2 separate regions of the Homo sapiens genome follow, and region 1 is linked to region 2. Evidence: chromatin loops called from intact Hi-C (ENCODE). Cell type or tissue: heart right ventricle. All regions are shown on one strand. Links, peaks and the distances in the headings refer to the core of each region. The heading gives the core; the rest is flanking DNA.

Region 1 (17,102 bases), core at 5,248-13,247, 62 kb before region 2:
TAATTATATGCTATGTTTTTTCCTATACACACATACCTACAGTAAAGTTTAATTTATAACTTATAACTTAATTTATAACTTAGACATAGTAAGAAATTAACAACAATAACTAATAATAAAATAGAACAGTTATAACAATATATAATAATAAAAGTTTTGTGAATGTGGCCTTTTTTTTTTTTTTTTGAGACAAGGTCTCAACTCGGTCGCTCAGGCTGGAGTGCAACGCCGTGATCATGGTTCACTGCAGCCTCAATCTCCTAGGCTCAAGTGATCCTCCCACCTCAATCTCCCAAGTAGCTAGGACTACAGGGATGTACCATCACACTCAGCTAATTAAAAAAAAAAATTCTTTTTAGAGATAAGGTCTAATTTTGTGGCTGGTCTCAAACATCTGGCTTAAAGTAATCCTCCTGCCTCGGCCTCCCAAAGTACTGGGATTGAACCATGAGCCTCTGTGCCCCACTTTAAAATATCTTATTGTAACCGGGCGCAGTAGCTCAAGCCTATAATCCCAGCCCTTTGAGAGGCTAAGGCGGTGGGGGGGATCACTGAGGCCAGAAGTTCGAGATCAGCCTGGCCAACATGGTGAAACCTTGTCTCTACTAAAAAAATTAAAAAATTAGCCGGGCATGGTGGCATATGCCTGTAGTCCCAGCTACTCAGGAGGCTGAGGCATGAGAATCACTCAAACCCAGGAGGCAGAGGTTGCAGTGAGCCGAGATCACTCCATGGCACTTCAGCCTGGGCAACAGAGCAAGACCCTGTCTCAAAAAAATAAAAATAAAAATAAAAATAAATAAAATAAAATATCTTATTGTACTATACTCACCTGTTTTCAGGCCATGGTTGACCACAGGGTAAGGGGGGGGCTACTGTACCAATTCAGACTCCTACCAGAGTATAAATGCTTACATTTACCCCTACTCTGACCAACATTTTTTTTTTTTTTTTTTGAGAAGGAGTCTCGCTCTGTCACCCAGGCTGGAGTGCAGTGGCACCATCCTGGCTCACTGCATACTCCGCCTCCCAGGTTCAAGCCATTCTGCTGCCTCAGCCTCCAGAGTAGCTGGGATTACAGGTGTCTGCCACCATGCCCGACTAATTTTTTATTTTCAGTAGAGATGGGGTTTCACCATGTTGGCCAGACTGGTCTTGAACTCCTGACCTCAGGAGATCCACCTGCCTCGGCCTCCCAGAATGCTGCAATTACAGGCATTAGCCACTGCACCCAGCCTGACCAACATTTTTTTAAAGTTTTAAAAATTCTAATATATAAGCTGAAGAACAAAGAGTAATATGCAGAGTAAAAACATCAATTAGATTTCTCAGCCAGGCACAGTGGCTCACATCTGTAATCCCAGCACTCTGGGAGGCTGAGGCGGGTGGATCACCTGAGGTGAGGAGTTCAAGACCAGCCTAGCATGGTGAAACCCCGTCTCTACTAAAAATACAAAAAGTTAGCTGGGCGTGGTGGAGCATGCCTGTAATCCCAGCTACTCGGGAAGCTGAGGCAGGAGAATTGCTTGAACCCGGGAGGCAGAGGTTGCAGTGATCTAAGATCGCGCCATTGCACTCCAGCCTGGGCAACAAGAGTGAAACTCTGTCTCCAAACAAAAAGATTTCTCTAAATACTGGTGACATAAAACACCTTTTCATTTTAACTGCCATTTGCGCTTCTTATCAAATCTGCCTTATTTCCCTTTACTTTCTAATTATAGTCTTCATCTATTAGAGATCACTGGTTTCTAGTCTGAAAAACGGTCTAGAACACAAGAATTCTCTTGACCCAAAATTCCAAAGTAAACACGACATTTAAAAACCTAAAACTATACTTGTCTTCAATAAGTGAAAAAGTACGAGCAGACTCCTCCATGTTCTCAATCATCTATCTCACTAAGGTGAATTATAAGAAATCTATGATTCCCTTACTATATACAATTCCACAACATTTGCTCACAGAAGACAACTCTCAAAGTAACCATTAGTTTCATTATAATATAAAAATGAAATATTTAAAATCTTGACTGGCAGAAAAGTCAAGCACCAAGTTCATAATACTCTGCTTTGATACTAACATACTTTAGATGACTATAAATTGTTACCACACCTAATAATATACAAAATTTCTAAAGGATCCATGCTTAAAAACAGCTTCAACATCAGCATGAGGCATTTTCCTACTAGTATACAAAGTGCAAATTAGTGCAAATTAATAGTAACAGTCAATGTATTTGTGGCCTATTTTAATCTCAAAATAATAGTGTACCCTGACCAAAGAACACAGGATGGAAAAGCACACCTCACAAATTTATACCAAATCAGCACTAAGGATAAAAATAGCTTCAGGTCATTTGTCTCTGAGTAGACTTAGATAAGCATAAAAGAAAAAAAAAATAGCTCATACAACAAAACTGGGTATTCAGGACACAGCTTACATAAGTAAAAACTAATAGGGAACACTATCATAGAGTTTTGCTAAAACAGTCTAAAGAATCACAGAGACAGTTTGACAAGTTTTGCCTTGAAAAACTGAAAACATTACTCTGAATGTAAGTATAATGACAGTATTTCTGAAAATATTTGGGGTGAACTATTTACACATTCAAAATAAAAAACAGGATGGACAATATCTTCCATTTGGCAGAACTTGCTCTACACTAACCATGATCACATCAGCACTTCTTAAAATATTATGGTCTGTTCCTCAATGAGTTGAACAGTTACCATATGACGCAGCAATTTCACTCCTAGTTATATAACCAAGAAAATTAAAAACATATGATCACACAAAAACTTGTACAAAAATATTTACAGCAGCATTATTATCCATAACAGGCAAAAAGTGTAAACAACCTAAATGTCCATCAACTGATGAATAAATAAAATGTGGAATATCCATACCATGTAGTATTATCCAGCCATAAAAATGAAGTACTGATACATGCTACAGCATGGATGAACCTTGAAAACAGTATTCTAATTAGAAAAGAGTCAGTCACAAAGGTTCACATATTGCATGATTTCATTTATAACAAATATCCTATATAGGCAAATCCATAGAGACAGAAAATAGATTGGTGGTTGCCTAGGGCTGAGAGAACTGTGGAGAAATATGTAGTGACTACTAATGTGTATGGGGATTCTTTTGGGGATGATGAAAAAGTTCTAAATCAGTGGTAATAGTTGTATAACTCTGTGAATATACTAAAACCACTTAGCTGTACACTTTAACAGGGTGAATTACGTAGTATATGAATTATATCTCAAAAAATAATATTAGAGTGTATAAAGATGAGTCAATTAAGGGTAAATAATTTTATAATTATTAACCTTAGAAATGTAATCTTGAAAAAGTTCACAGGCGATTTTGTGAAAACATTAAAGCAAAGTAAGGAAGATACTCATCACCCCGAAATGTTTCCTCGTGTGCCTTTGTAATCCTTCCCTCCTGCCCCTTCCCATCCCCAAGCAACCCCTGATCTTTCTGTGGTTTGCATTTTCTAGAATTTTATGTAAAGGGCATCATATTGTATGTACTTTTCAACAGAGGAATGATGTAGCTGATTAGTGAATAGCAAAGTCTAATCTCTAGTGATTTCGCATTTCTCCAGCAAGTGGAGTTCATGTATTAGGAAGTTGCACAAATGCAAAGTACATTGTTCTGATTATGTGTGCCTGCTTTGCAGCCTCTAATTCTCAGGTAGGTCATCCTGTATAAACTTAGGATGTCCATTTGACCACAGTTCAACTTTGTGTTCCAATTCAGCTGAATAAAAATTAAATTTTTATATCCATCTGTCTGGTGTTCTATGTTTTCTCAGTATGTTCTAGACTCAGGTAAAGGAAGTATGATCGATGATCAACCATCATATATAACTAGACATGCCTAACACAGGATAATAGTTTAATAAATATAATGTAGCCATTAAAGAATATGAAGTCCTAATTTTTTTTTTTTTTTTGGAGACAGGGTCTCACTCTGACACCCAGGCTGGGGTGCAGTGGCACGAGCTCAGCTCACTGCAACCTCTGCCTCCCAGGCTCAAGAGATTCTCCCACCTCCGCTTCTCGAGTAGCTGGGACTACACACATATGCCACTACACCTGGCTTTTTATTTTTATTTTTGTAGACACAGGGTTTTACCATGTTGCCCAGGCTGGTCTTGAACTCCTGGGCTCAAACAATCCGCCTGCCTCCGCCCTCCCAAAGTGCTAGGATTACAGGCATGAGCCACCACGTCCAGCTATAATTCTAATAACTATAGAGAGACAAGTAAAAGGTTTATGACATAATACCAAGTAAATTTTTAGAGGCAGAAATACAATATACTCTTATGACAGCAACTCTAAACAGTTATGAGGTATGCACATGAGAAATGAGAAGTATTTTGCTAAAAAATGCATAAAGCTATAATCAAGTAATGACAATATGGGATATTTCTTTATTTTTTGAAACGGAGTCTCGCTCTGTTGCTCAGGCTAGAGTGCAGTGGCACAATCTCAGCCCACTGCAACCTCCGCCTCCTGGGTTCAAGCGATTCTCCTGCCTCAGCCTCCCGAATAGCTGGGATTACAGGTGCCCGCCACCACACCTGGCTAATTTTTGTATTTTTAGTAAAGACAGGGTTTCATCACATTGGACAGGCTGGTCTGGAACTCCTGACCTCAAGTGATCTGCATGCCCGGCCAATATTTCTCATTTTTAAAAAAGCTTAGGCCCAGGCACGGTGACTCAAGCCCGTAATCCCAGCACTCTGGGAGGCCAAGACGAGAGGATGACCTGAGGTCAGGAGTTCCAGACCAGCCTGGCCAACGTGGTAAAACCCCATCTCTACCAAAAATACAAAAATTAGCCAGGTTTGGCGGCGGGGGCCTGTAATCCAAGCTACTCGGGAGGCTGAGGTGAGAGAATCACTAGAACCCAGGAGGCAGAGGTTGCAGTAAGCCGAGATCGTGCCATTGCACTCCAGCCTGGGCAACAGAGCGAGACCCCGTCTCAAAAAAACAAACAAAAAAGAGCTTAAGGTTGTTATTTTTCAGTAACTATGCCTTAGGACAAAATCTGAAAGGAAATGTATGGAAAAGGGAGCTCTTAGAATAGTGAAACTCGGCCGGGCGCAGTGGCTCACACCTGTAATCCCAGCACTTTGGGAGACCAAGGCGGGCAGATCACGAGGTCAGGAGATCGAGACCATCCTGGCTAACACGGTGAAACCCCGTCTCTACTAAAAATATAAAAAATTAGCCAGGCGTGGTGGCACGCGCCTGTGGTCCCAGCTACTCAGGAGGCTGAGGCAGGATAATCGCTTGAACCCAGAAGGCGGAGGTTGCAGTGAGCCGAGATTGCGCCACTGCACCCCAGCCTGGGCAACAGAGTGAGACTCCGTCTAAAAAAAAAAAAAAAAAAAAAAAAGTGAAACTCAAGATACATATTTTTAAATTTTTTACTGCCACTATAATGCTGCTTATGTAACAAAAACAAATAACAAATTTTATTTAAATACATATAAATCAGCTCAGAGCACCCTGCCCTCTTGTGCATACCTGAGAGCTCTTTTTTCCAGAAAGCCATGTATCTTATTTTCTCCCAATCTGAGGCAGCAGCCAGAGCCACTCTTGCACTGAAGCAATCCATTCAGGTAAGCTGAGACTCTAAGATCAGATGACCCACTGGCACCAGGTCGTGGTCAGAAGTTTGCAAGTAATCAATGAAACCTTCAGGTAGCTATGGGGCTCACTTTCTAGATTACCACCAGGAAGCTTAGTATAGCAATGTCTTCTCTCTACAAACTGCTAGCAATATTTTCAGATTCACTCTCCACCGGCCCTCACACATTATTCAAACACTGCTCCCATGTAACTGGCAACCCTCCCCTACCTTCTCTCTATCCCATTAGTCTCTTATCTCCTACCCCAGTCTCATTTTTTTAAAAAAAAGTCAATACTGATTTTGACAGAAATTTTCTTGGAATAAGCCTCTTCTAATATAGACAGTATTTTAAGAATTCAGCTATCAGTAAATGTTACTTATAGAAAATAACCACTTCATTGTACAAGCAGCTCCAGCTAAAGAAAAATAGAGCAAAACTGAGCATAAGTCTTTGCCGAAATTACCAACTAAAGCAGGGAAAAGAAAAACAACTTTAGTTTCTATATATAATTTTATTTCTAAGTTTTTTCTTCAGGGACATGAGCATAAAACCTTATAGCTTATGAATACTATTTTGAGATAATTTTCACATCTTTGCTTATCTAAATTCCACCTACTCTTCAAGGCTCCAGTGCAAGTTCTAACTTCACTATGAAGTCTTAATAATGGCTAAAATGTATCAAGCACTCACTAGATGGTAGGCACATTGCGGTCTACACACCTAGCATGTATTAACTCATTTAATCCTCGTAACATCCCTATGAGGGAAGGATGATTATTTCCCAATTTACAGACAAGGACAAGAGAGGCACTGAGAGATTCTAAGTAACTTTGCCCAGATTACACAGCCAATAAGTGGCAGACACAGGATTTGAGCTCAGGCAATCTGGTTCCAGAGGCTGTGTTCTTAATCACTGTTATATGACCTCTCCTCAAGACCCTGGCCCACCTTAACTCTTCCTTCTACTATACTTGTTACATATACCCCAGAATAAATTTATTATACTCTGTACACTTTTCCTTTTTTTTTTTTTTTTTGGAGATAAGAGTTTCACTCTTATTGCCCAGGCTGGAGTCCAGTGGTGCAATCTCCGCTCACTGCAACCTCCGCCTTCTGGGTTCAAGCAATTCTCCTGCCTCAGCCTCCCAAGTAGCTGGAATTACAGGCGCCCACCACCATGCCTGGCTAATTTTTTGTATTTTTTAGTAGAGATGGGGTTTCACCATGTTGGCCAGGCTGGTCTTGAACTCCCAACCTCCCGTGATCCACCTGCCTCGGCCTCCCAAAGTGCTGGGATTACAAGCGTAAGCCACCACGCCCAGCCTTCCTTGTTTTCTTAAGTGTTTGCACTTGCTCCACAACAAAATTAAGTTCCTTTCAGGCAAGGCAACCATGACATTTACTTCCTGCCCCTATTTCTAGGAGAGTGCTATGTATGAAACATTCAGTATATACTTTCAGCCAGGCACAGTGACACCTGCCTGTAATCCCAGCTACTAGGGAACCTGAGGTGGGAGGATCACTTAAGCTCAGAAGTTCGAGTCCAGCCTGGGCAATAAGGCCCCATCTCTTAAAAACACACACACACACACTTCTTAGCTAATTTATTAAAAATCCCTGGCAACATCTAAAGAACACGAAGTTACAAGCTATGAATCAGCAAAAATACTTTAACACCTGAAGGATAACTCATGCCATCAGTGTTGGATTTAGCATTACTAAAGTTAGGAAACTGACTACATATATTTGTTTTTCTTCTTACTCAATGCATCTCTTTCTGGTGAGTCATACCTACAAAATTGGCAGACCGATCTATTTCCATTACCTAAAAGAGAACACTAAAGAAAAATCAAATGAAATTTCTTCTTCTGCATATGCCTAATCAGTAAGTGACAATCTGTGTTATCACAAATAGCACACACAAGAGGAAAGAATACTGAAATCATAAAGGCTTCCAGGACTGGCAAACAGAATACATTTTATTGTATTTTACTTTTTTGAGATGGAGTCTCGCTCTGTCACCCAGGCTGGAGTGCAGTAGTGCGATCTCGACTCACCTCAACCTCTGCCTCCCGGGTTCAAGCGATTCTCGTGTCTCAGCCTACCATGTAGCTAGGATTACAGGCTCATGCCACCATGCCCAGCTAATTTATTGTATTTTTAGTAGAGATGGGGTTTCACCATGTTGGCTAGGCTGGTCTCGAACTCCAGACCTCAGGTGATCTGCTCACCTCGGCCTCCCAAAGTGTTGCGATTACAGGCGTGAGCCACTGTGCCTGGCCCAGAACACATATTAAATAATGTTTTTCAATCCATTAAAATGGGAAAATAAAAATGCAAGTTCAAAACACGATCTGTCTGGAATCACTCTAATCAACCCGGGCAGTTCAGAGTTAACCAAAACTCTTAATACTGTATATTAAGAAGTAGCACAGACCATAAGCAGAAAAACCACCCTAAATAGAACAGGACCATTACCCAGACAATGTTGATAAATCTAACAACATCAAAATGTGGGGGCTACAGGTCTTAAAATAATTTTCAAATAATAAGGGAGAGAAGCTTAGGGTTTTACAGGCTTCTTATTAAATATCACTTTTCAAATATACTACTAGTACAATTTCAATTTACATACAAAACAGTGAAATATTTTGCTATCTCTCTAGGCACTTCGGCTATCTCTGGAAAAGGCTAATGTGATCCTAAAACATAAAGAAATCCTGATTATGGGATTTAACTTATTTCTTCCTTTTAGCATCTGTCAGCTTTCTAGAGCTGAACAAGTTGTATGGCAATATAGGGTACACATACAAACAAGCAAAAGAAAAACGTCAGTGTTTTTTATAGGCTGACTGGTACCTTCTGGGTTGTAGTCTCTAAATGATTAAAAACAAAGAGTATTAATGCCACTGAATTATACACTTAAGAACAGTTACAATGGTTTCTTTTTTTAAAAAAAAAAAACACAACTAAAGAGACTTTAGGTCAATGGACGAAGTGAAAAAAGAAAATTACTCTGGATTCAATATAAAATGGTATTCAAGAATGAAGACTAATGCCCTGTTTTCAAATCACAGTTAAGATTTGTTTTTCCCAAAAAATATGGACGCCACATTATAAGAAGATATAGAAATTATTTACAGACCCCATCTTGGGATCTGAAAGGCAAGTAAACATCCTTAATCTACACCAAACTACTGTGTTGACTAGAGGTAAGCCCTGGAAATCAGTACCTCTGTACAAGGTTGAAGACTATTTCATTGTGACTTCGACAACTTATCCTGGCCTGCACTTTACCTGGTTGTCACACCACTAAAGCAGAGTCTGCAACACTGTTATTTCAAAAACAGCAAAAGCTTCTTATTCTCACACTGTATATACAATAACAAAGTAGAAAACAAGAATTAAAAACACTACCAGTTTAAAAGAATACAGTTTGAGGCTATTACTTTCTCCTAATCAAGGGTTTATCAAAGGTAACACGCCCAAGCCCCAGCTACTGAAAACACAAATCTTCCCAAGGGTTACTACGGCCCACATTTTTTCTTATACATTCAGTTAAACTCTGATGTTGTGCCACACTGGAAAGTTAGTATCTGCCATGATTTTAACACCTAACCACTTCTTAAAGAATTCCTACAGCTAAAGGAAAACTTACCTCTGCAAAATGTGTTGTTGTGGTATTGTCTATCCGACTGCCGCCACCACCTAAAAAACTAAAGAGAAAAGGAATGAGTGGTGATTCTATTCCCAGGAACAAGCTCCCCTCCCAGAAGCTAAATATAGAATGGCATAATGAGAACAAAGCCCAATAAGGAAAAATAACTCATCCCAACACAACACCTATTAAAGGAAATTATGAATAACTGGCATGTGAATTAATCTATGAAAAGTATCATAAACCACAAAATCAAGTGGTTTTCAAGGCTAAATCCAGTGAAAAATTGGAGAAGCCACCATAGAGAAGGAAGGAGGACCCACAGGCAGCAATGCAATTCGGATTTGACCTATCAAAAGACAAATATTTATCCTCAAGAACGCTAACAAAACAAAATGTTTCACTAAAAAACCATTCAACCACCAGATGAACACAACATTTGAGGCTACAATAGTTAATATTTCTTAGGAATGATTAAATGTAGTAATGTAAGGGGCCTGGTACTGTATTTAAAACATTATAAAAGGATTCAATAAATATTTCTCCCCCTACCCACCTTTCAGGACCCATCTCAAATGCTACCTCCTCCATCAAGCCCTTCTGAACTCACCAACCAAATAAGACTCTTCCACACCCTTCTGCACTCTCACTTTGATTCTAAAACCTACCTTGTATTATAAATATCTAGGATTTGCCACATCCATTTCAACCCATTTCCCTCCTTCATTAATATAAATTCAGAAGGCAAAGACTGCAATTTATTAATGCCTCAAATACATGTAGAGTGTTTAAGTGTCAGACATTACACAGTACTATCACCTTTTAAAATCCTGCAATGTCAATATCCTATATTGACACTCAAAAGTTGTTGAATTAATCACATGTGAAAATGATAAAATAACTATCTATTCCCAAAGACCCTGAAGAGTGGAGAGAAATATTAAATCCCATTGTCCCCATGAAATTTGCAAAGAACAAAGAAAACAAGTTAACACATCCGGGAAGAGGGGATGGAAAGAATCACAGGAACTGCTGGATACCACTTTTACTTCAAGAGACACACTTAAGCACACAAACATACAAACACTCACCCCAATGGTAAGTTCACAAACTACTACAAATAGTTTTCATTTGTAGGATTACAATACCAATCCAGGCATTGTGCTGAGCTCACTGAGGAAACAAACACACCCTAGTTAGTCTGAAACCAAAAGTGAAAAAGCAAAGCTAATGCCACTCTTTATGCAACCATTCTCAAGCCTTATTCCCTGATAAGAAACCATTTAATACCTGCATTAATTTCAGAAAAACGCTTTTGTAAAAATCACTCCAAATGTATAACAAGCCCAAAAGTACTTGTACATCTATGCTAAATAAACAGCTAATTGAACTACCACATACCATAAAAAACTACATTGAGTGGCTATGTATCCATTTGATTGCTCAAGCCCAGACAGGCTTCCAAGACTCTTCCTTCCTGCCTTTACTACACAGTTTCAGGGATTCAAACATCCTTGGTAATTGAAACCGCAACTCTTATTTTCTGGGGTTCTGCTCTCCCTGAAGCTACCTCACCGTTCCCTTTCCTTAAAATTCCTTTAAAGAATAATAGAGCTAATCATAGAGAAGGGATAATAAAAACCACCACATTGTTCTGAGAAATGTTACAAAGCTTAAGAAAACTTACAAGGTGCTCCTCTACATGGAAGTTTAAGAGCAGATGGAGCCCATTATCTAATATTTACATGCAAGGCCCTCCTCTTACTGGTTTTTACCCTCCACTACTTACCACTGCAATTGCTAAGTATTTAAATCAGCAAATGTTTATGAACTTTATAGAAGGAAATATCATACTGCCTCTAAGACAAGGATTCTAAGAAAAAGATTTCGTCTTTCATTTAAAACACTAATCTCTTTCAAACCACAGAGTCTTTGTATTTGAGTAAATTGCTACCAATAGCACCTATATAAGACAACCTTTGATCTACAAAGACACATAAAAGAATTAAGAACAAAAACCACAGAATCCACAGTTCCCTGCTAGACAAAGATTCATCCTACAGTTAATCATTCTCATTTATAACTGTATTTGCATAAAAGTACTATCTGCCTAAAGAAACCAGGGTTACTACTTGAAAAGTTGGCAAAAGATAAGCCCATTAATTGTTCTCCCACAACCAATATATCTTTTAATTAGCACATGCAGAGCATAAGTGCCTGAAATAAGTTATTTGATGCAATTATAATGGCACAAACAAAAAGCTATCCCAAGTTAGCATGCCATCCACACAAAATTGCTAATTTTGCAGTCATGCTAATCTTACACGTTTAGTGTTGGTATTGTACTATTTAAAACCAAGATGACATTTAACTGTATCAAAATAGATCCCATGCCACATATTGCCCCAGAAGCTCCAGCTTATTTACACATATAATCACCAATCATTAGTAAAGTAAAACTAATAGTACATACTGTAAAATGTGTAGTTTTTCCTGGTTGTGGAAGGGACCTTCAACTTTAGATTCTGCCAACAGTAACAGTAAAGGAATTACCTACTGCCATTAAAATCTCCAAAGTCACTCCAAGATTAAGAGGCTTCAGATTACAGATTCTTTTTGACCAGTCGGTACTTCTTCAATTTTCAGACGAATGTTTAACCAAATAGCCCCAAAAGAACAAATGTGCCATTTTGTTTAGCCAAAAGAGGCCATCCTATCAATGCTATTCTAAAATTTATTAAAATTTTAAGTTAGGCCAGGTGCAGTGGCTCACACTTGTAATCCCAACACTTTGGGAGGCCAAGATGGGCGGATCACGAGGTCAGGACTTCAAGACCAGCCTGGCAAACACGGTGAAACCCCATCTCTACTAAGAATACAAAAATTAGCCAAGCGTGGTGGTGCATGCCTGTAATCTCAGCTACTTGGGAGGCTGAGGCAGGAGAATCACTTGAACCTGGGAGGCAGAGATTGCAGTGAGCCAAGATCGTGCCCTTGCACTCCAGCCTGGGCAAAAGAGTGAGACTCCGTCACAAAAAAAAAAAAAAAAAAAAGAAAAAGATTTTAGGTTGGGCACGGTGGCTCATGCCTGTAATCCCAGCACTTTGGGAGGCCAAGGCAGGCGGATCACTTGAGGTCAGGAGTTCAAGACCAGCCTGGCCAACACGGCAAAACCCCATCTCTACTAAAAATACACAAAAATTAGCAGGGCATAGTGTCAGACACCTGTAGTCCCAGCTACTGGGCAAGCTGAGGCCCAAGAATCATTTGAACCTGGGAGGCAGAGGTTGCAGTGAGCCGAGATCGAACCACTGCACTCCAATCTGGCAACAGAGCAAGACTCTGTCTCAAAAAAAAAAGAAAAAAGAAAAAAGATTTTATAGTTTTGTTCACATAAACAAAAAAGGAATATGTAATAGTCACTTTCAGAAATATTTCCCCTTTTTATCAGCTGTATACCTTTATGAAGGCCAATAAGAACAAATTCCAAGCATTACAAACCCATATATTAATATCACCCTGGAAAGATGGCCTAAGTTTGACAGCAATAATCTTTTCTTTTTTCTTTTTTTTGAGACACAGTTTCACTCTTGTTGCCCAGGCTGGAGTCTTGGCTCACTGCAACCTCCACCTCCCGGTTTCAAGTGATTCTCCTGCCTCAGCCTCCCAAGTAACTGGAATTACAGGCGCCCGCCACTATACCCAGCTAATTTTTGTGTTTTTAATGGAGACGGGGTTTCACCATGTTGACCACGCTGGTCTTGAGCTCCTGACCTCAGGTGATCCACCCACCTCAGCCTCCCAAAGTGTTGGGATTACAGGCGTGAGCCACCACACTGGCCAAATAACCTTAATAAGAACAAGAGATTCAAGGCCTCCTCAAAGCAGAGTAACAATTGGTTTTCCTGGCTAGAACAGCCTGTTTACCTGATTAGGTATCTTTGTCAGAAGTCACTCCCTAACCCGCCAAAGAGGTATAACAGCAGTTTACCTTCAGACAGCAGAGTGGTCACTAAAAACCAACTAATAATCTAAGAGAAGCCCCAAGTCTCAGATAATAAATGAAAACTTACCAGATTTACTCTGACATGCGTACAGATGTACATGGAATGCCACATACAATCAGGAGCAGTGCGTATCACCACATCTGCTATGATATCACTTTCCAAATTTTCCCATTTTTCTTTCTTTTTCCTCTCCCATTCTTCTGCCCTCTCTTGTGCAAGCTCATGCACTCACTCTCTCTCTCTCACTCTCGCTCTCTCTGTAGAGTGTAAGTTGTAAAACAAATTCAACTTACTCAGTCCATGCTGAGAGAAAATAGTTTTGATAATAGAATGTCTGATTTATTCATGAGCTTGTACAATACCTGGAATCATCTGTCACTTCTTCAATAAAGCCTGATTCACATCTGGGACATATATATTCCTATAAAAGAAAGGAAGAAACAAATAAAACTTTTTCATTAGAAAGCTACGTGGTATCTGTAGTTTCAGAATAACATGCAGTATACAAGCTGAGGCTCTGAAATGTTCTATGTACTCGCTGACTCAAGTAGTTTTTGTTTTTTTTTTTCTTTTGTGAGACAGGGTCTCACTCTGTCACCCAGGCTGGACTGCAGTGGTATGATCATGGCTCACTGCAGCCTCCATCTCCCAGGCGCAAGAGATCCTCCTGCCTTAGCCTTCAGAGTAGCTAGGACCACAGGCACATGCCAACATACCTAATTTTTTTTATTTTTTGTAGAGGATGAGGTCTTGCTATGTTGCCCAAGCTGATCTCAAACTCCTGAACTGAAGTGATCTTCCTGCCTCAGCCTCCCAAAGTGCTGGAATTACAGGCATAAGCCACTGAGCCCAGCCTAGTTTTTTTTCTTTTTTTTTTGTTTTTCTTTTTGTTGCCCAGGCTGGAGTGCAATGGCATGATCTCGGCTCACGGCAACCTCCACCTCCTGGGTTCAAATGATTCTCCTGCCTCAGCCTCCCAAGTAGCTAGGATTACAGGCATGCGACAACACGCCTGGCTAATTTTGTATTTTTAGGAGAGACGAGGTTTTTCCATGTTGGTCAGGCTAGTCTCGAACTCCCGACCTCAGCTGAACTACCTGCCTCAGCCTCCCAAAGTGCTGGGATTACAGGTGTGAGCCACCACACCCGGACTTCTTTTTTTTTTTTTTTTTTTTTTTTTGAGATGGAGTCTCGCTCTCTTGCCCAGGAGCTAGAGTGCAATGGTGTGATCTCAGCTCACTGCAACCTCCACCTCCTGGGTTTAAGTGATTCTCCTGCCTCAGCCTCCCAGGTAGGTGGGATTACAAGCCCCTGGCTAATTTTTGTATTTTTAGTAGAGACAGGGTTTCACCATGTTGGTCAGGCTGGTCTCAAACTCCTGACCTCAGGCGATCCACCCGCCTCGGCCTCCGAAAGTGCTGGGATTACAGGCACGAGCCACCACGCCCAGTCCCGGCCTAGTTTTTTCTATTATACTCTGGCAAATATAGAATTCCATAAAATATTTGCAGAATTGCTTCATAGCTACCTAAGTGGTTTCCACTGACAGCTGAAAGGTAGAGTGTCAAAGATTTTTTTATTTTAAAATTTAGGTTATTTATTTGTTTATTTAGAGACGGAGTTTCACTCTTGTTGCCCAGGCTGGAGTGCAATGGTGCGATCTTGGCTCACCACAACCTCTGCCTCCCAGGTTCAAGAGATTCTCCTGCCTCAGTCTCCCGAGTAGCTGGGATTACAGGCATGCAACACCACGCCTGGCTAATTTTGTATTTTTATTAGAGACGGGGTTTCTCCATGTTGGTCAGGCTGGTCTTGAACTCCCGACCTCAGGTGATCCCCCTGCCTCAGCCTCCCAAAGTACTGGGATTATAGGCATGAGCCACTGCGCCCGGCCTTTTTTTTTTAAGACAGAGTTTCGCTCTTGCTGCCCAAGCTGGAGTGCAATGGCACGGTCTTGGCTCACTGCAATCTCTGCTTCCCAGGCTCAAGCCATTCTCCTGCCTCAGCCTCCCAAGTAGCTGGGATTATAGGCACCTGCCACCATGCCCAGCTAATTTTGTATTTTTAGTAGAGACGGGGTTTTACCATGTTGGTCAGGCTGGTCTCGAACTCCTGACCTCAGGTGATCTGCCTGCCTTGGCCTCCTAAAGTGGTGGGATTACAGGTGTGAGCCACCGTGCCTGGCCTATTTTTTTAATTAGAATGAATTCATCGTCCAATTTTTTCTTCAAATCTAACAAAAAAGCTCCACTATATACATATCAACGCAGTAAAACATTATAATAATGATGGGTATAGAAACTGCTACTTTTTAGTCTGGGCGCGGTGGCTCACGCCTGCAATCCTAACACTTTGGGAGGCTAAGGTGGGCAGATCACTTGAGGTCAGGAGTTCAAGACCACCCTTGCCAACATGGTGAAACTCCATCTCTACTAAAAATGTAAAATTAGCTGGGGTGTGGTGGCGTGTGCCTGTAGTCCCAGTTACTTGGGAGGCTGAGGCAGGAGAACTGCTTGAACCCAGGAGGCAGAGGTCGCAGTGAGCCCAGATAGTGCCATTGCACTTCAGCCTGGGCGACAGATCGAGACTCTGTCTCAAAAAAAAAAAGTAAGAAACTGCTACTTTTTACTATGTAAAGAAAGAGACTACTACTTTTTACTGTGTACATACAAAAGACATAAACTGGGCCAGGTGTGGTGGCTCATGCCTGTAATCCCAGCACTTTCGGAGGCCAGGCAGGCAGATCACCTGAGGTCGGGAATTCGAGATCAGCCTGACCAACATGGAGAAACCCCATCTCTACTTAAAAAAAAAAAAAAAATTAGCCATGGTGGCACATGCCTGTAATCCCAGCTACTCGAGAGGCTAAGGCAGGAGAATCGCTTGAACCCAGGAGGTCAAGGTTGGAGTGAGCCAAGATCACGCCATTGCACTCCAGCCTGGGCAACAAGAGCGAAACTCCACCTCAAAAAAAAAAAAAAAGAGAAAGAGAGACATAAACTGAATAACAGCATAAATCAATTTGTAGACTAGGAACAATGAGGCAGTACAATATTTCTATTCTATCTTCTGTTTATCAATGGTTCCAAACAAGACCTAACAATTCTCAAATACCCTACAGAAATGGCAATTCAAATAACCAAAACAATTCCATTAATTCAATTTCTATTTCCTTCAGTAATACATCTTTCTTTTAAGTAATATCAAGCTTTGGGGATAAGAATACACTTTAGAGACTGCCTTATAATAATTTTTTAAAGTATATTTTAACTACCTATTAAAATAGACCTGAGAAACACATTTTTTTTTAAACCTCATCCTAGACTCCAAAGGCATGGGAAAGACATTTTCAACCATTTTGTTTCTTTTTTATTTTTTATTTTATTTTATTTATTTATTTTTTTGAGACAGGATCTCACTCTGTTGCCCAGGCTGGAGTGCAGTGGCACAGTTTTGGCTCACTGTAGCCTTGACCTCCAGGGCTCAGGCAATCCTGCCGGCCTCAGCTGGGACCACAGGCACATACCATGACCAGCTATTTGTATTTTTGGTAGAGATAAGGTCTTGCCACGTTGCCCTGGCTGGTCTGAAAGAACTCCTGAGCTCAAGCAATCTGCCCACCTTGGCCTCCCAAAGTGCTGGAATTACAGGCATGAAACACTGTGCCCAGTTCAACTATTTTCTTATGCCATATAGTTTCTGAACCCTAAATTTTGTTTTACCTGAAGATGATGTAAGCTGTATTTGGCTCTTCAAAGAAAGACAGGATGGTAATTCAAACAC
Region 2 (14,555 bases), core at 6,445-14,444:
ATCCACCACACCCAACCTAGTCATACTGTTCTATAACTTGATTTTTTATATGACAGTGTATGTAAAACTTCCTTTCATGTTAGTTTCTGTAGATTTGTCTCACTCTTCATAATGACTGTATCATATTCCACTTAATGGCCGTGCTATATTTTATTTTAGTGTACTCGGTACTGGTCATTTGGGTGTTTCTAGTTTTTTACTCTTACAAACAATCCTGCTGTGAATATTTTTGGACAGTTTTGTGGTAACTAAAATTAAAACTTTTTTTTTTTTTTTTTTGAGACGGAGTTTCGCCCTTGTAGCCCAGGCTGGAGTCCATTGGCGCAATCTCGGCTCACTGCAACCTCTGCCTCCCAGGTTCAAGCAGTTCTCCTGCCTCAGCCTCCCAAATAGCTGGGATTACAGGCATGCGCCACCACGTCCAGCTAATTCTGTATTTTTACTAGAGACGGGGTTTCACCATATTGGTCAGGCTGGTCTCCAACTCTTGACCCAAAGTGATCCACCTGCCTCAGCCTCCCAAAGTGTTCGGATTACAGGCCTTAGCCACTGTGCCCGGCCTAAAACATCTTTATTTCAGTAAGGTCAGGAGTTCTAAGTTCCCAAACCCATTTTAAGTGTCCTTTGCTCCATAGATCTTCAGATCCCTACCTGTTGGCTATAACATCTCTAAGCAAGTTCTTGATCAGTATCTCACTCTGCTGGCAGATGATCCAGTAAGTCTGTTTTTGCTTTTTTTCTTTTTTCTTTAGCCTGTACTGTTGATAATTTATTTCTGCACTGATACCTAGTGTCATCCTCCTGCAGAGTTATTCTCTACCTAGCCAGCCCAGACAATTTCTCCACATCATTTGATAGGAGGGCTACCTGCTGCAGACTTTTGGTCAGATTTGTTCCATTGGAAACAGAATCACTGGACTTTCCGTTCAGTTAACACTCTCTCTTTTTCTTAATAGCTAGAGTTTGTTGGAAAGTCTGGCGACAGTGGTGGAGGAATGTATGTCATCAGTATCCTTACCAGTTATTTCCTTAGAGTCAGGCAGCCTGACCTATAAATCAGAATGGTGCCTTAGGAAAGAAAGATTTGGTAATGTTTATTATACTAAATAAATTAGAAAATTGAAGTAATTGTTAAATAAATTTTTCTATGAATTTTCAGTGAACTGCATTGATGATGAAGTAAAAAGAGGCCAGGCATGGTGGACTTTGGGAGGCTGAGGCAGGTGAATTGCATGAACCCAGGAGTTCAAGATCAGCTAAGCAACATGGCAAAACCCCATCTCTACCAAAAATACAAAAACTAGCCAGCTGTAACGATGCATGCTTGTAGTCCAGCTCCTCAGGAGGCTGAGGTGGGAGGATCGCTAGAGCCCAGGAGACAGACGTTGCAGTAAGCTGAGATCATGCCACTGTACTCCAACCTGGGTGACCCTGTCTCAAAAAAGAAAAGGAAAAAGGACTTTTAATCAACCAAATTTTAGTTAAGCAAAACCCTTACTTAAACACTTGTATTAAAGTTTTGGAATATTTATGTACCATGACTGAAACCATAAATTATAACATGAAAAACAAAATAGCATTTAAAATTTAATTATAAATTAGAAACTTAGGAATAAAACTCAGATCACAATAACTAGGCCAAAACATTACTGAGTGACCTTAATTCTCTACATAAAGACCTCCATAAGGCATTAGCATCCCTAGCCACAGCCACTCTGGAGTCCGTCGTACAGGAGAGGTAAGGGGGACACTGGTTGGGTTTGGGATCACATACTTCCTATCCCCAGTGAAGTAATTTGATCATTATGTAAGCCACCAATATAACCACACCTTGGCATACTTTTCCCCATTTTTTCACTGGACTCCTATGGATCTCATGTAATACTGCTCTTTACCTTAAAATAACCTACTGTTTAATTCCTACCGATGCAAATTAACCAGCCTCCCTAAAGCCTTTGCTTACAAATGTAGGAACTGTGGCACTCAAATGAGTCAGCAGTTGGTGACTGCCTTATGATTAACAGCAGTTGGTGATGCCTTACCATCACCAACCTATGGAGCTGTAGAATAATTTTCTGATCACTGTTCCTGTCTGGTACTGGCTTCACACATGGAATAGAACAACCACCCCATCTATGACTGGGAACTAAAGCTGATCTATGTTAGCATGCCATTTGCTTTCTTCATTCCTTTCCAGATTTGGGTCTCGCTGTGCTAGAATATTCCGTCTAGTTTTGCAGAAGAAACACATAGAGCAGAAGCAAGTGGAAGACTTTGCAATGATTCCTGCAAAGGAGGCAAAGGATATGCTATATAAGATGCTCTCAGAAAATTTCATGTCACTCCAGGTAACCAACCAAGGGCGTAATAATTGCCAACCAGCAAAGCTGGCCTAGGGTGAGAGAAGCTTCTTAGGCAAACATACTGAACCCCCAAGCAAACTCTATATCCAGCTCTGAGACAGAAAAACATGATTCACAGAGACATAGCGAGCACTTGGAGGATAATTTGGGGCCTTAACTGCCCTAGTGAGAAAGAGGTGGCCGGGCACGGTGGTTCGCGCCTGTAGTCCCAGCACTTTGGGAGGCCAAGGTGGGCAAATCACTTGAGGTCAGGAGTTCGAGACCAGCCTGGCCAACATGGTGAAACTCCGTCTCTAATAAAATACAAAACAATTAGCTGGGCCTGGTGGCACACGCCTATAGTCCCAGCTGCTCGGGAGGCTGAGGCAGGAAGGAGACTCTCTTGAACCCAGGAGGGGGAGGTTGCAGTGAGCCGAGATCAAGCCACTGCACTCTAGCCTGAGCAACAGAGTGAGACTCTGTCTCAAAAAACAAAAAAAACAAAAAACAAAAAAGAGGCAGAGCCAGGACATCACCCCAAACCCACCCTGCCTTTTTTTCTCTTCTCATTTCTGTCCTTCCTTAAGCCTTAATTCTGTTATAGTTTAAATTTATCAACACATCTAACTGAGTCTTTGCAGGGCTATTTAGTAGAGCATATGAGTAAATAGATAGAATGGATTTTTGGAGTCAGATTACAGCTCTGCCTTACCCAGTTACATTAAGCAAGTTACCACGTTTCCCATCTATAAAACAGTGATGGATGGTGATAATAAAAATAATATGGTTGCCAGGTGCGGTGGCTCATGCCTGTAATCCCAGCACTTTGGGAGGCCTAGGCGGACGGATCACTTGAGGTCAGGAATTCGAGAATAGCCTGGCCAACCTGGTGAAACCCTGTCTCTACTAAAAATACAAAAATTAGCTGGGCGTGGTGCCGTGTGTCTGTAATCCCAGCTACTCAGGAGGCTGAGGAAGGAGAATTGCTTGAACCTGGGAGGCAGAGGTTGCAGTGAGCCAACATTGTGCCACTGCACTCCAGCCTGGGCAACAGAGCAAGACTCTGTCTCAAAAATAATAATAATACGACTTTTTGTAAAGATCAAATAGAATTTACCTGGCACATAGAGTTGTTCAGTAAATGTTAGTTGCCCTCCCTTTCTTCCCCAGCTCAGGATGCTGACAGTCAAATGGAAAAAACAGGGAAGCCCAGCTCTCCATTTGACTGATTATGACATAAACCACAAAGACTGGGCCGGGCACACCTGTATTCTCAGCACTTTGGGAAACCAAGGCGGGATGATCACTTGAGCCCAGGAATTCAAGACCAGCCTGGAAAATATAGTGAGACCATGTCTCCACCACCCCCAAAAGATTAAAAAATTAGCGGAGCATGGTGGTGCATGCCTGTAGTTCCGGCTACTTGGGGGACTGAGGTGGGAGGATTGCTTGAGCCGGAGGTGGAAGTTGCAGTGAGCTGATATCATGCCACCGCACTCCATCCTAGGTAACAGAGCAAGACCCAGTCTCAAAATAAATAAATAAAATAAACACAGGTACTGAATGACTAGGAAACAGGAAAGTGTAAGTAAAAAGGAGGGCTAAGTAACTCCAGGTAGAATGAGTGTGTGCTTTGCCAGTTCTAAAACAGTATAATTTCTGCTATTTTTCTTTCTATTGGACAAATAGGAAATTCCCAAAACACCAGACCATGCCCCATCCAGGACCTTCTATTTATATACTGTGAACATCCTGTCAGCTGCCCGAATGTTGTTGCACAGGTGCTACAAGGTAACTCAATCTGGACCTTCTCCCCATTTCCTCCATACGGTCAAGTACCCCTCATGTGCCCACTTCGCCCTGAGCTGCTGAAATAGAACTATGTGCATTCCTTGTCTGTCTTCTCTTTCCTCAGAGCATAGCCAACTTGATAGAAAGGAGGCAATTTGAAACCAAAGAGAATAAGTAAGTAACATTTTCAGTTGAGTTATTTACATCTTTCAAGATCAAGGGCCTCAGGGGAAATTTCCTCTAGAAATAGGAATCAATAGACGCTGGGCCTGGCAGGGTGGCTCATGCCTGTAATCCCAGCACTTCGGGAGGCTGAGGCAGGTGGATCACTTGAGGTCAGGAGTTTGAGACCAACCTGGCCAACATGGTGAAACCCTGTCTTCACTAAAAATACAAAAATTAGCTGGGCATGGTGGCGGGCACCTATAGTCCCAGCTACTCGGGAGGCTAAGGCAGGAGAATCACTTAAACCCAGTGAGTGGAGGTTGCAGTGAACCAAGATCACGCCACTGCACTCCAGCCTGGGCGACAAAGTGAGACTCCATCTCAAAAAAAAAAATTTTTTTTTTGAGAAGTAGGAACCAGTAGAGATAGCAACCAGTCTACTTGCATTGAATCATTGGCTTAGATTAGTGTAAATCATGCATTAGTCTACACTTTTCTAACATGCTCCCAGTGAAATAATTTTTCAGATTAAATTTGTGAGAAACGTACAAAAGCACCAAACTTTTAAGTGCAAATGAGAGGCAATAAGAATTTCAGGAGTGAAGTTATATTTCCAAATAAGTTTGTAGAAAATGTCCTTAGAAGGTGACATTATCTACTTTGATCAGGAAAATGGTAAAGGGTGGTGGGTAGTGCCTCAGACACACGTGGTAAGAGAATCTCCCAGGTTAGGGAAGATGTCTCAGAGTTGTGTTTGTTTGACAGGCGTCTACTAGAAAAATCTCAGAGGGTAGAAGCCATCATTGCATCTATGCAGGCTACTGGTGCAGAGGAAGCACAGTTACAAGAAATAGAGGAGATGATCACAGCTCCTGAACGTCAGCAGCTAGAGACCCTGAAACGTAATGTCAACAAGTAAGCATCATAAACTTCAGACCTGCATTTCAGAATACCATCCAGAAAATCCATTTTGACCTCCTGTAACCCTCCAGCTTAGCATGAGCAAACCTAAACTCACTGTCTCCTCCAGCTCACTTAACAGAATTTAATCCACCTATTTTTGTAAACTAGCAATTCTGAAGATGTTCTGAGCTTCTTCTCCATCACCATATACACTCTCTTGTTCATCAAGTACTGATAAATTTTTTTTAAGAGACGGGGTTTTGGCTGTGTTGCCCAGACTGGCCTTGAACTCGTAGGTTCAAACAGTCTTCCTGCCTCAGCCTCCCAAGTAGCTGGGACTACAGGCAAGTGCCACTGCGCTGGCTTAATTTTACTTGAGTCATGTGTCTCAAATCTGGCCTTTCATCTTGGTCCACACGCAGGCCTTCATCACCTCTTTCCTAGACCTTCACATTTCAGTGCACAATTTGTGCACCTCTTTCATTAAATTTATTTCTTAAGTATTTTTTTGGATACTAGTTTAGTGGTCGCTTATTTCAGTTTTAGATTGTTCATTGCTAGTGTTATACAAAAACAACCAACTTTGGTGTTGTGATTTTGTATCCCACAACTTTACTAAATTCATTTATTAATTCTAGTAGTTTTTTTGCAGATTCTTTGAGATTTTTTATAATAGGATTATGTCATCCATGAATAGAGAGAGTTTTACTTCTGTCTTTTCAATCTAGATGCCTTTACTTTTTTTTTTTCCTGCCCCATTACCCTGGCTAGAACCTCCAGTAAAAGGTTGAATAGAAGTACAAAAGCAGACATCTTTGTTTTGTTTCTGATCTTAGGAGAAAAGCTTTTAGTCTTTCACCATTAAGTATGATGTTAGCTGTGGGTTTTTCCTAGATGGCTTTTGTCAGGCTGAAGAAGCTTCCATTTCTTCCTAATCACCACTCACTTTAAGCTTCAGACACTCTTAGTTTCTTGCTATTTTAAAACACACTAGGTCCTTTTATACCTGTGCCTTTACGTTCGTTTTCCTGATTGCAAATGAAGACTACCTTCCCCCAGGACAGAGGCTCTGTATTTTGTATTCTTAGCAGTTTGCATGGTGTCTGGCACATAAAGATGCTCGGTAAATAGCAAAATGATCTACTGGTTCTCCTGCTTTCTTTCCATCCACTCTCAAGGGTAACCAAGCAGTTATCCATGGCCACACCCACCCTAACCTCTAATCTTAAATATGCTAATGAACATTCAGTCTAGGCAAATGCCTTTACTTTTCACTCAGGTTGGATGCCAGTGAGATCCAGGTGGACGAAACCATCTTCCTGCTGGAGTCTTACATTGAGTGCACCATGAAGAGACAGTGATCCAGAAGAAGCATCTTCCTCAGAAGATCTGGGGGGATGGAAAGCAAAATAAAGGAGGTGCCTGGATGCATTATTTGCAGTGGGATAAGTCGCAGAGTCTTCAACTAAACCCCCCTCTCTATCCCCTGCAGCCCAGGATACACCTGAAAGAATTTGGCATATTTAGATCCATTGCTGTAGTCTCCCCTCATCAAATCTTGGCAGTGGGAAGAACCTTAAATCAACAAGGTTAATCATCTATCAGATGCATCTGTTCCCATAAAGAAGTTACCCACACCTATGGTTACCTATATCCCTGGCAATAGGAAACTTCCTAAGAAGTTAATTTTATTTTCAGATGTCTATGCCTGTTCTTTATTTTGTTGAGATAGGTGATAGATAGATAGATAGATAGATAATTTGTTGTTGTTGAGACAGGATCTCACTCTGTCACTCAGGCTGGGGTGTAATAGCGCAATCACAGCTCCCTACAGCCTTGACCTCCTGAGCTCAAGCAGTCCTTCCACCTCAGCCTCTGGAGTAGCTGGGACTACAGGCATGCACCACACATACCCAGCTATTTTTTATTTATTTATTTATTTTTTTGTAGAGACAGGGCCTCCCTGTGTTGCCCAGGCTGATGAACTGTAATTTTTAACACACACAGTGTAGGGAATGTGAAAGACTATCACAGAGTAGAAGAAAAAATTATTTTCAGGGTTAGCAGGTGGATTGTCCCAAGCAGTCACACTAGAATCTGTGGACTGAAGCCACATTTGCCAGCTCCAGGCTTCTAACACATCTGAAACTGTGTATGTAGAACAGCTAGCTCAATGCCTGGCATATGGTAAGCACACAGTAAATTAGCGCCTTCCTCTTCTCCATGGTTCCTTAAAACTGGCAACGCTAAATTCTCTCTCTCAGTATCACGGATATAATTTGTCCCAGCAGCTTTAATTCATTTAAAGCAGTTAGATGTTTTATAATATCTTCAGTTTTCTCTCACCAATGTGTTTTCTAATTGTTTAAACACTTGAGTGTCAAACAATTGCCAGCCACCATACTAAACACAACATACAAGGATAGATAAATAAGACACCATCTCTGCCCTCAAGCCAGTCACCATCATTTACTAAGCACCTGTTTTGTGCTAAGTACTGGGGTAAGCCTTGGGGATATAAAGATTAATAAATTTTGAGCATACAGTCTAGTAGGAGGAGACAAATAAGTACATAAGTACCAGGAAGTATTAGGGGTGCTACAGTAGAAGAGTAAACACTATGTACAGAGAGGCCAGAAAGGGAAAAGGGTCAGGCAGGGAAGGGAACACAGAGAGTGACAATGTATAGTTTGAAAGATGAGGATGCTTTATTTGCAAACTATCTTAACAAGGGATTCGTAACCAGAATATATAAGGAGCTCAAACAATAGCAAAAAGAACAATCCAACTTAAAAATGGCCAAAAGATCTTAATAGGTAGTTTTCGAAAGAAGATACACAAATGGCCGACAGATACATCAAAAAATGTTCAACATCACTAATCAGAGAAATGGAAATCAAAATCAATGAGATAACATCTCACCCCAATTCATTACTTTTATCAAGAAGAAAGAATGAATGCTAGTGAGGATGTGGAAAAAGGAGAGCCCTGCCTGGTACACTGTTGGGAATGTAAATTGGTACAGCCACTGTGGAAGACTACAGAGGTTCCTCAAAAAACTAAAAACAGAACTATGCTCCAGCAGTTCCACTACTGGGTATATATATATCTCCAAAAGGAAAGAAATCAATGTATCAAAAAGATACCTGCACTCCCATGTTTATTGCAGCAGTATTCACGATAGCCAAAACATGGAATCAACCTAAGTGCCCATCAATAGATGAAAGGCTAAAGAAAATGTATTATTCAGCCATAAGAATGAATGAAATCCTGTCATTGGCAGCAACATGGATGGAATTGGAGGTCATTATGTTAAGTAAAATAAACCAAGCACAGAAACAAATATTGCATGTTCTGTCTCACATAGGAGCTAAAAAAGTGGATCTCAAGAAAATAAAGAATAGATTGGTAGTTACCAGAGGCTAGGAAGGATGGGGAGGATGAAGAGAGGTTGATTAGTGGGCACAGATAATACAGTTTGAAGAAGTAAGACTGGTGTTGGATAGATCAGGGTGGCATAGTTATTAATTTACTGTACATTTCAAAACAGCTAGAAGATAATTTTGATGGTGCCTAAATCCTGTAATCCCAACACACTGGGAGGATCAGTTGAAGCCAGGAGTTCAAGAACAGCCTGGGCAACAGTGAGATTTCATCGTTACAAAAAAATTTAAAAATTAGCCAGGTGTGGGTAGTGCACATCTGTAATCACAGCTACTCAGGAGGCTGAGACGGGAGAAGCGCTTGAACCAGGGAGGTGGAGGTTGCAGTGAGCTGAGATGGCGCCACTGCACTCCAGCCTGGGTGACAGAGCGAGACTCCGTCTCAAAAAAAAAAAAAGGCCGCGCGTGGTGGTGGGCGCCCTGTAATCCCAGCTACTACTTCGGAAGCTAAAGCACGAGAATCGCTTCAACCTGGGAGATGGAGGTTGCAGTGAGCTGGGATCACACCAGTGCACTCCTGTCTGGGCTGTAGAGTGAGACTCTCAAAACAAAACATCACTCTGGCAGCACTGTAGAGAATGAACTGGTAGGGGCAAGACTATTTGGAGACTTGCAATAATATTTCAGGCAAAATACGAGGAAGGCTTAAACTAGGGCAATGAATGAAGGCTGGAGAGAACATGGGTTTGAGGAAGTTTAAGGAGATAGCATCTGCATACTTGGTTGCCATTTGAGTGAAGTGAAAGGAGAAGTGGTATCGAAAATGTTATTTGGTGTGTTTCGCTTGGAGATAATTAATTCGAAGTGATGCCTGCTGTAACAGGTGTGCATAGTGCTGTAGAGGATGCTTACAGTTCAGCTTAGGGCTGGTTGGAAGTAACATGTGGGTCCTGAAGTCATTCGGTCTGGGGGTCATTGTCCTAAACAGAGAAGATAGGAAGGAATAGGAGCTGAGCATTTAGAGGTATTCTTCTTTGTGGTTTAATATTATACCCATGGGTCATCCTCAAAAGATGTGCCCTTATTTCCCCGGGGACTTTCGGAAACCCCGCTACGACCCCGCGGAACGTTCCGAGGGGAAGCTTCTCTAGGCCACCAGAGGGCGCCAGGCGGGCCGCAGCGACTCCAGAGTCGCGTTATGGCCGAGGTGCGGGTGCAGCTGCTCCTGTCCCGGCGTCCGGAGTCGGTGAGCTTCGCACGGAGTGTGTGTGGCCTCCTGGGAGCCGGACCAGGGCTCGGGACGTGGCCCATTCACTGCAGCTTGAAGCGAGGACGGCTTGTCCTCTCGAGCAGGCCCTTCCCAGGCGCCTCCGCTAGGCTTCCGCTCCAGGTCGGCAGAAGGGGGCCCCAGAGCGGGGGCAGTGAAGGGCCAAAGATGGGGACTGAAATCGGGTGGGAACTGGCGGCGAGGACCCCGCCCCCAACGCGCGGTGTAGCCCCATTTTTGGAAGTCACGCCCACCCAGTGCCGCCCTTCTGAAGCCTTAACCCAGCTGGCTTCCTTCTGCCAGCGACCCCCTTTCTGCCCTTTTGCGGCCCTGGAGGAGCGGCCCAGGGTCCCTGGGGCTGAGCTGCCCACAGATCGAGGTGTGGACCTGGGTGTGGCCGTCATTCTGCAGTCCAGCGACAAGACTGTCTTGCTAACCCGAAGGGCACGCACCCTGAGCGTTTCCCCCAACCTCTGGGTACCCCCGGGTGAGTATTCTGGGGACAAGGCCCCAAGTACAGAGAAGAAATTTGCCCTTTCCCCGCAACAATGTTTTTCCCAGTCTCAGAAGGATAAAGTGGGCCCCAAAATGTGGCATGTTCATAGTCACAAGGGACTGCAACTCCCTCTGTGTCCACTGGAGGGGAGAGGAGTGTCAACAGTGAGTGGGGGCTCCCTGGCCAAGACCACCACCATTCACCTACTGGCCCCACTGTTGTTGCAGGTGGGCACGTGGAACTTGAGGAGGAGGTAACCAGTCAGCTGATCCAACCTGAGCCAAGAGACCCATGCCTGGGACCATCTTGGGTGTGGGCTGAGGGAGAGGCAAGCAAAAGGACTTGGAAGAGTCAGGCACTGGCCCCTCTGATGTGTCTTCTCTGACTCCCAGCTGCTGGACGGAGGGCTTCGAGAACTTTGGGAGGAGAGTGGACTACACCTGCCCCAGGGCCAGTTCTCTTGGGTCCCTCTGGGTTTATGGGAGGTGAGACAAGTAGCTGGGAGAAGCTCCTCCATAGATCAGCCCCTACCTGCCTTGGCTACAAGGGAAACAATAGCACATAAGTGGGCTGGAATCCCCAAATCCATAACCCTCACCCATGTCCCTGCTGTGTCATCTGTACCATCCACGCCCTCAGCTTTTGGCCACCATTTTGTTTCACCCTAAAGCTGTATTAACAAAGTCTCAAAAAGTGACACAAAGGGCCGGGTGCGGTGGCTCACGCCTGTAATCCCAACACTTTGGGAGGCTGAGGTGGGCGGATCACCTGAGGTCAGAAGTTTGAGACCAGCCTGGACAACATGGCGAAACCCCGTCTCTACTAAAAATACAAAAATTTTAGCTGGGCGTGGCGGCAGGCGCCTGTAATCCCAGCTACTCTGGAGGCTGAGGCTGGAGAATTGCTTGAACCCAGGAGGCAGAGGTTGCAGTGAGCCAAGATCACGCCATTGCATGCCAGCCTGGGCGACAAGAGCGAAACTCCATCTTAAAAAAAAAAAAAAAGTGACGGAAAGTTCTCACTTTTGCTGTTTTCTTTTCCTAGTCTGCCTACCCTCCTAGGCTGAGCTGGGGTTTACCCAAATACCATCACATTGTTCTGTATCTACTCGTGATCTCCCAGGAATCACAGCAGCAGTTGCAGGTAGGGCTGGCAGTGAGGGAAGGAAACAGGGCTCAGGGGAGCCCAAGCAACCTGGTTCTGACTGTGATTAGGAGCTGGGCGGGGGTGGCGGGGGTAGTCAGAGATAACGAAGAATATGCAATGCCCTTTCCCCTTGCTCCTGCCTTTCTCCATGAAACCTGCGGGTAGGTTTTGATCACGAACAGGCAGCCCAGGGAGAGGCAATGACTGAGGGGTCACCATGTCTGACCCCAGGCCCGGATCCAACCAAACCCAAATGAGGTGAGCGCCCTTATGTGGCTGACACCAGATGTAGCTGCTGCAGTGGCTGCCGCAGAGGATGGGACAGAGACACCCGGACTTCTCCCCCAGGACCTACCACCCTCTGTCCTGTAAGTAAGAGCTTCTCCCTCAGCCTCTAATACACCAACATATTCATGTTGAGAAGTTCAGCGTCTATCCTGTCCTCAGGATGGAATTTTGTGTTGTGGGGGAGATTTAAGGAGAGTGGGTCAGCTGATAATTAAGAAGGTACATGAAATCTAAGACACTGACCATCAAACCCCAAAGATTCTTGCTCTAACTGGCTAGCATTGAAGGTCTAAGTGTCAGTTCTAACACAGGGGCAAGTCATTTAACCCTCCTTGAACCTGTTTCCTTTCTGCAAATGAGGTCAACACCCACCCACCTCCTGTGGTAGTTGGGAGGATTCGGGGACCTAACATATATGTAAGTTCTTTGTAAGCTACAAGGCACAGCCCCAACAGGAGTTGTCACCATGCAGTGCAGTGGAACTAGAGGAGGATGGAAGAGCCCGACCTCTGGTCCTGCACATGTCCACCCTCCTGCGGATGATCCCAACCATGGCAGAGGACAAAGAGAGAGTCAGCACTGGAACCAAGTTTGCCCTCAAGCTCTGGCTGCAACATCTGGGCAGGTAAAAGTGAAAAAGGACTGGAGAGCTCCACAGTACTGGGCTGGAATGGTCTAGTTTTTACAGGCACGGGGGAAAGCAGGAAAGGACAACCTCTCTTGGAATTCCTCCACAGAACACCCCCACCGTGTAAAAGTGCAGCTTACCTGGACCCAGGGCCAGCAAAGGAAGAATGGAACATGGACCCTCTTCCCCCAAACCAGGGGTCTGGAAAGTGAAGTGTAAAATCCCCTCCCTAGCCCATCTCCATGACACTCACAGAACATTCACAACCTTTATTATGGGTGAGAGCTTCACTACAACTTTAGAAATAAAAAGTAAAATTACAACATAGGTCCTAGGCCTTGGCGAGCCTGAAAAAGAAGATTGGGAAGGAGGGCACAGGGTCCTTCCACCTCCCTGGAAAGGTGCAGAATGAGCCAGGCCTAACTACAGGGCCATGAGCCTCTAGAAGCTTAGGGGGGAATAAGAAACACTGTGAACTTAGATATATAAATAGAGAGAGACCCAAGCAATAGGCCGGGCCTGACTCCCAGACCCCTGCAGATCATGGCTAAGGCCTTACATCCTCCTCTGTCATACTGGAGTAGGAGGCAGGGGAAGTCATCTTTGGAGTATTTTGGTTTTTCTTATTTATGTACAAAAAAGTCCACATCCACAATCCAAAATAAAGTTCTCTGTCCATCTCTGAAACTGCCTGTCTCAGTTTTTCCACCTGTCTGTTTGGCCGAAGGGAATGGAATAGACATGAAGAGACAATGGATGTGAAGAAGAAATAGAGCCATGGGTTTGGGTAATAAGAAGAGAGAGCATTTGGGGTTCAAGAGAGGTGCCCCTTCCCCAAGAGGCTCTAGACATAGTCAAGGCTGAGGGTTCAGCCCTTCTCCTAGCTCACATACCATCCCATTTGCCTCCCACTGCCTAGGTTAACATACCCAAAGGAATGTGCCACCATCTAAAGAACATTTCCAGAAACAGACCCCAGTGTCCTTAAAAAGAGGTTAAATATTAACCCTTTGGGTGCTGGCCTTGTCAGGCAGAGATGAGGCCAAAAGTAGGCATCTGTGAAGGTCTGTCTGGCCCTTGGCCAGAGCCCCCAGAGGGATCAGAGTAGCTGGGGTTGGGACTCCACAGCATACTTGCTCAGTGTTGGGGGACAGCGAAGTTTCCATAATCCAGGGAACTCAGTCCAGGGAAATGATGTCTGACCGACAGCCAGTCAAAGAGGGACCTGAGGGCAGGGGTCCTCCATGCCCCTCCCTCAAGGCCCCCCCAGGGGCCACAATGCTGCTGACACGGCCAGGAGGGGGCGCCGGAGTGGCGCTGCAGTGGGAGCTCCCCAGCGTGGGGGCCAGTGGGCCCAGAAAGTGAGAAGGGGTCCCTCGGTACTGGAAGAAGTGGCCAAGGGCATCCTGTTCATCTAGTGAGGTGATGACAGAGGGGCCATAGTGCTAGGAAGAATCAAGGGCATAGTTTAAGATCTCAATCCCGACTTCCCCACCTCCCAGTCACTCATCTCAGAAATGCCGTATGAGAGCAATCAACCCCTGTGGATCCGAAGGTATTCTCTTGAGAAGCAGGAGAGCCTCTCCCTCTTTCCCCTACTTCCCTACACCCTTCCCCTTTCCCTGCCTTGAGAGAGCTCCTCCAACTTGTTAGGTTCTTGGCTTTGTGGGCGTCTGAAATGTGTGGAATGTCCGGTTAGAGCAGGCATGGTGCTCTAAGTGCACACGGGGGTAGGGGTGAGTAGGCCAGGGCAGAAAAGTAACAGGGGATCTAGGAAGGAGGCCTAAGTAGGAATCTCAGGAACTACCAGTGGGGCTGAGGAGATAATAAGATACCTACACCCCACTGCCCTCACGGGAAAGCAGATTTACATCCCCAGAGATCATAAGAGAGGGAGGGGCCCCATCAGTGTCTAGAAAGGAAGCTTCAGAGATCTGAGACCTTCTGAAGAAAGAACCACTTACCTGACTCTCTGTCTGAAGAAATGAAAATAAATCTAAACCTGGCAGGAAAAGAAAAATCAAAATTAACCTCCTATCTGACCCCTTTACCACCAAAAGACAAAGCACTGTGGACTGTGGCCCCTTGCAGGAGAAGCAGGAGGCTTTGAGAAGGAACAGGGGTTCTGATGTAGCTCTGGGGAGGG

What was found. Peaks named below come from ENCODE experiments on the same cell type or tissue, not always from the same donor. Only the 100,000 strongest peaks of a DNase experiment are listed, where the experiment ranks them.
Region 1: a loop joins it to region 2, with 6 times the contacts of the local background. A loop is called at or near these places in 4 of 110 quality-filtered maps.

The regions. Positions count from the first base shown.
Region 1 is chr1:145,775,227-145,792,328 of GRCh38, forward strand. RNF115 (ring finger protein 115) reads right to left here. Exons shown (of 9, transcript NM_014455.4): 2 at 13,682-13,740; 3 at 9,313-9,370. Among named protein-coding and RNA genes, the nearest start is that of RNF115, 40 kb to the right of the region's middle. In heart right ventricle, for the core only: no CTCF peak of the experiment used is centred there; no DNase peak of the experiment used is centred there; H3K4me3 peaks cover 3,028 bases; H3K27ac peaks cover 6,796 bases.
Region 2 is chr1:145,835,859-145,850,413 of GRCh38, forward strand. It overlaps POLR3C (RNA polymerase III subunit C), which reads left to right. Exons shown (of 15, transcript NM_006468.8): 8 at 636-716; 9 at 957-1,008; 10 at 1,678-1,738; 11 at 2,198-2,348; 12 at 4,032-4,133; 13 at 4,258-4,307; 14 at 5,064-5,213; 15 at 6,481-8,544. The coding sequence ends at 6,562. It overlaps NUDT17 (nudix hydrolase 17), which reads left to right and starts at 9,772. Exons shown (of 8, transcript NM_001012758.3): 1 at 9,772-9,974; 2 at 10,155-10,338; 3 at 10,575-10,600; 4 at 10,740-10,832; 5 at 11,392-11,490; 6 at 11,725-11,861; 7 at 12,254-12,406; 8 at 12,519-13,096. The coding sequence starts at 9,783. The coding sequence ends at 12,621. PIAS3 (protein inhibitor of activated STAT 3) reads right to left here. Exons shown (of 14, transcript NM_006099.3): 13 at 14,374-14,411; 14 at 12,664-13,854. The coding sequence ends at 13,588. RefSeq lists enhancers at 8,846-8,975, 9,756-10,125, 10,176-10,435, 13,823-14,555. In heart right ventricle, for the core only: CTCF peaks have their summits at 9,738 (motif pointing right), 9,942 (motif pointing right), 10,488 and 13,725 (motif pointing right); DNase peaks (open chromatin) are centred at 9,833 and 10,524; H3K4me3 peaks cover 1,435 bases; H3K27ac peaks cover 2,159 bases.